Regions from separate parts of the Homo sapiens genome. Here region 1 is linked to region 2. A link is an interaction called in ENCODE POLR2A ChIA-PET data of the cell type or tissue named here. Cell type or tissue: PC-9. All regions are shown on one strand.

Region 1 (2,500 bases), 550 kb before region 2:
AACTCTTAATTTTATTGCCACTTATCTACTTTTGACCATATATTGAGGATTCCCCCCCACCTTCCACCACCAGTGGAACTGGGGAATAAAACAACAAAGATTGAAGATGTAATGGAGAAAAGAGTGGAAACAACCCAAGACAGTGATGAAGGGGAATCTCATGAAATCATCTGTGTTGCAAATCTAGAGAGGTATGATGTACCACAGTGGAGTAACTGGATGGATGGAATTCACCTAAAAGGAGATATTCAGGGAAAAACAAAACAAACAAAAAACAAAAACAAAAACAAAAAACGCTCAAACTATTACACTAGGTTATATATATACATATATATTTTTTTTCTTTTTCTCTTCCTATTTTCCTTTTCCATTTTACGTGTTTCAAATTTACAAATAAAAATTGTAGATATTAAAAAAAAAAAGAAAGAAAGGCCCTTGGGGAAAACTGTAAAACTTGCCACTTTAGTCTCCACACCCTTTCAGCCTTCTTCAGCCTTCTTCCAGAAAGCCCTCTCTTGTGCCATGTTGGTTCCTGGAATTTTCTTCTCTCTCTAGTTCTCATAGATGAAGTAGTTCCCAACCACAGTCTATGAATTTTGCTGCTTGTTGAAGAGGAATGCCAGACACCTAAAAAGGGTTGGCACTTGCAGCTCAGCAATCTCAAAGCTCTCCATAGAGTTAAAAGCACTCTGCTACAGGGCTTTTTCCATTACATCCTTAATGTCCATTAATGCATTTTCCCCACTAGACCCCTGAATGTTATGGGCAGATATAGCCCATGTCTATCTCTGGATCTGAGCCCTTAGCAATCAGCTGCACACACAGTAGGTGTGGCTAAACCTGTGCTAAATGCATATGTGAATGCATGATGCATAAGTGACTGTGATTGCTTCCCCACCAAAATGCACAGAAGACTGACAGATGTGTGCGGTGAGAAGCTAGAATGGGAGGAGGTTGGTTGCTTGTTTAAAAATGAAACTGAACAGGCTGAGAAGCTTACTCACGCATCTGCTTTCCTTCAGTGTCCTCTGGGGAGGAAGGGGAGGGAGAGGGGGAGTTGGGAGCCTAGGAGGGCTGACAAGGTGCCCTCTTCAGCACTGAGTCAGCAACACCCGGCCCTGTGGACACAGGATGATCCTGATTTCAGGGGCTGAGTCACATGAATAACTGGAATAGTTGTTTAGATCATAATGAATTCCCAGAACCTTTCCAAGCCAACCAGCAGGCACAGGCTCTCTCCCTACCCGCAGCACTTTCCAGCTTTGTGACTTAGCGGAAAGAAAGAGGCCGAGCCTGGATCCTGGGAGAGGACAGGCTGCAAGGGAGTAGGGCACAGGGATCCTCACCGCTTCCATTGCCAAGCACTGCAGGTTGTTTCTGGACCTTTTTGTGTTTCAAGGAAGATGCTGAAAGAGACTGGCATTGCAGGCATGAATCCTGCACAGAGTGCACAGCTGTTGTGTTGCCGGGCAAATGTATGGGCCAGGGCCCTGGCACCTTACAGTGAGTGGTTAGGGTGTCAGTGATACTAAATGCCCTGGGAGTCCAGGAAAATATCCTCTGTGAAATGTCATTAGAGGTCTGTGTACCTTGGATGAAACAAGATATCTAAACTCTAGCCCTAGAAGAAACTGTATATGAGAGGGGGACGGCTAGCCTCCAAGGGATTTGGGAATGATGCATGATTCTACAGGTTGCATCTTCTAAGCTGCAAGTCAAGAGCTCAGCATCTCCCAGAAATGCCTGTTCTGAGCTCCATGGAAGTCCTACGTGAGTGCCTTGTCCAAAATATTGGCTCAGTTCAAAGTTTATGTCTCAGTGTTTCCTTCCTGAGAGTATCCAAAGAAGATCTCAGCCTTCTGTGATTTTGCTCTCCCCTCCTTGATATCACATCCACTATGAATGTCTCACCCAGGCCAGTGAACAGACCCTATTGCCACATTATTCATGTTTATGTTTGCTCTAGGGCAGTGGTTATCAAGCTTGAGCACACATCAGAATCATCTGGAAGACTTATTAACACAGATTTCTGGGTCCCACTCCCAGAGTTTCTGATTTAGTAGGTCTGGGATAGGCCCTACATTCCCAATAATACCCAGGAGATGCTGATTCTGCTGGCTCCAGGATCACACTTTGAGAACCCCTGCTCTAAAGCAATGTTCACAAGTGTATTTTTAGATCAAAGACCCATTGGAGAATCTGTCGAAAAGCTTTTCTACCACTTCCCAGTAAATAATACACAAATGCTAAAAAATCATTAAAATTTCTTTACAATTTCAGGGTTCACTAGATTTGCAGAAATTCATCCATGAACTTCTGGGTTAAAAATGAAAACTTCTGATTCTGGCCCAAACCAGAATTAATAAGTGGGATGAAGATTCATAAGGTATAGGAAAGCAGATTTTAACATTAATCAGAGGAACTGATTGAGCAAAGTAAGCATTTGTTTTGTAAAACTAGACTACCTGGTTTCAAATCCTGGTTCTGCCATTTGCCAGCT
Region 2 (2,500 bases):
AGAATAGGAAGGCTAGTCTTGTGAGCCCAGCTCCCAGCAGTCCTTGCTTTAGCCCATCTGAAAAGGATCTGTCTTTAAAAGCAAGGAGCCAGAAAAAATAATTCATACTAAAAACAAACTCTGTCATGAGTCATTTGACTTTGCTTTCCCCTGAACACATAGTTTATGTCTTGGGTGAGCTAAGGCTAAAGGAACATCTGATATGTTTTAGGCTAGCAGAGCCATTATTTAAGGAACTTCACATCCAATGTGCGCCCATTGGACCCTATGGTTTAAATCAAGTCTTCTGCTTATGGGGCCTGACAATTTGTTATTCTTGTTGTAGTTGTATTGGAGTGTGATTGTGTACATGTTTTATCAAGATGACAAGAATCACTCTGGTTCATGATTCAAAAGTTCTCAGGCTGTTGAACTAGCCTATGCAGTAGTTACTCTGAGTATGTGCGCTAGACAGGAATGTGTATATGTGCGCACATGTTCAGATGTGTGAGCACTTACAGAAAGAGAAGAGAATGAGAGAAAGGCGGATTCCAGCTGAGCATCTTACCATTCCTATCAGCAGAAGAGCGACCCAGCCCTGGGGCTGGGTCAGAGGATTTCTCAATCCTGGGAGAACAGCAGATAACCCCGAGCACAAAGCAAGTGTTTCTGTCTCTGTTGCCAACTTGCTTTTCTTTAGATCATTGAAAAATGACAGGAATACACTTACTCTGTAAAAGCACGAACAATGTAGGAATATATAGAGTAAAAGCAAAAGGCACAAACCTCTCCTGATCCCAAAAGTAATCACTATTATGCGTTTTGTATGTCTGTCTTACATTTTTTATGTATTCACAGACATATATATACACATATATATCATATAGTAGAGATTGTATAATAGAATACTATACTGTTTAAATAGTAGAGGATGAAAAAGAGATAACTTTTTTTATCTACAAGATACTTTGGAATATATTAATACATATAAAGCTGCCCCATGTCTATTACATGCTGACAGTAATTCCAGAATCTGCATATATAAAAAACTGTTTAACCAATGTGTTGATAGACCTTTAGGTAGTTTCTAGTGTTTAGCTGTTACAGAGACACAAAGATTATTGTTGGTGTAGTTCTTTATATACAAATATGAGGACTTCTTTTAGAGAAATACAAAAAAAAAGTGGAATTTCTAGTGGAAGGATTTGTGCATTTAAAATTTTGTTAGCTGTGGCCAAAATGTCCTCCAAAAAAGCTGTCCCAATTCGTATTCCTGCCAATGATGTCCCTGTGCCTTTGCCAATGCTGGATATTGTCAGTTGTTTAATATTTTTTGCCAATTTTCGGGCAGAAAATGACTGCTCATTGTTCTTTTCCTTTGCCTTTCCCCATTACTAGTAAGAATGAACATTCTCTTTATACCCATCAAGTACTTTTCTGTTAATGGCCTATTAATATCTTTTCTTCATTTTCCTATAGGGTTGTTTGTCCTTTCCTCATTGATTTAGAGGAGTTCTTTATCTGCTCTACATACCAATTCTTTATCTATCATTACATACTGAAGACATTCTTATAGTATGTCCCTTCTTATCTACCTTTGCTTACAATATCTGGTACCGGAGTTTTAAAACTTCATAAACTTTTATCTGTGAATCTCTTTATGACATCAGAATTTCTTGGAAATGTTCCCTTTAAACTATTTCTTTACTTGAAGCTGTGTTTTTCAGACTGATAATGTTTTAGACTTTTATGTGCCCAAGAGTAAACTTTTATGTGCCCAAGAGTTTTAGACTTTTATGTGCGCAGTAAGGACTGAGGAGGTGAGTGTTTTACCAAGGGCAAAGCTGAGATCAGAACATACCAGGCTGGCAGGTCCCTGTGTTTGTTAAAGACATTCTTAGTAATTTTATCATTAATTATGGGGAAATTCTAAAACTCCATTGGGATCAGCCACAGGCAAATGAGATGCTGCAAGAAGCTGGATACTGAGCATGCAGCCTGAAGTCATCTGAGCGTTGGATCATAACCAGCTTCCTCTACTTACCACTTGACTTTGAGACATAACTTTGCTTCTCTGAGCCTTAGTTTATTTCTCTGTAGAATGGAGCTAATCACAACTTCAAATGACTATTGTGAGGTTTCACATTTCCCATGTTTCAGCACTTGGTATCTGCTCAATACATGTTTGCTTTTGCCTTTTCTGGTTAAAGACCTTTTTTCCCCTGGACCTTTGAATGCAACTGGTCATCTAAAACTATTGACTTCCATCTCTTCTGAGGATTTTTGTAGCCAAATGGTGGAGGCATATCTAGCTTGAGAGTCTGAGGCAATTTCCTGATGATACATCTCAGTGGGCCTAAAGGAAACGAAACACCTACACCATTGCTCAATGCTGGAAAATTCTCCACAGTGGCCGACCCCTTTAGGAGGAGGGAAGCCAGGGCTCTGGGGAACAGCTCCTGTCTACGTGGGTGGAGAGTTCTTTCTTCAAGCATTGTGGATCGTAAACTCACTGAGCCTC

Evidence for each region. ChIA-PET counts read pairs that join two places held together with the same protein. Peaks named below come from ENCODE experiments on the same cell type or tissue, not always from the same donor. Only the 100,000 strongest peaks of a DNase experiment are listed, where the experiment ranks them.
Region 1: POLR2A ChIA-PET joins it to region 2 with 12 read pairs; 4 of 35 experiments call an interaction of 5 or more read pairs at or near these places.

What each region holds. Positions count from the first base shown.
Region 1 is chr1:59,150,120-59,152,619 of GRCh38, forward strand. No RefSeq gene overlaps it. Among named protein-coding and RNA genes, the nearest start is that of HSD52, 4.6 kb to the left of the region's middle. In PC-9, no CTCF peak of the experiment used is centred here; a DNase peak (open chromatin) is centred at 1,122; H3K4me3 peaks cover 1,075 bases; H3K27ac peaks cover 2,500 bases.
Region 2 is chr1:59,703,643-59,706,142 of GRCh38, forward strand. The region is part of intron 14 of FGGY (FGGY carbohydrate kinase domain containing); the gene reads left to right. Among named protein-coding and RNA genes, the nearest start is that of MIR4711, 28 kb to the right of the region's middle. In PC-9, no CTCF peak of the experiment used is centred here; no DNase peak of the experiment used is centred here.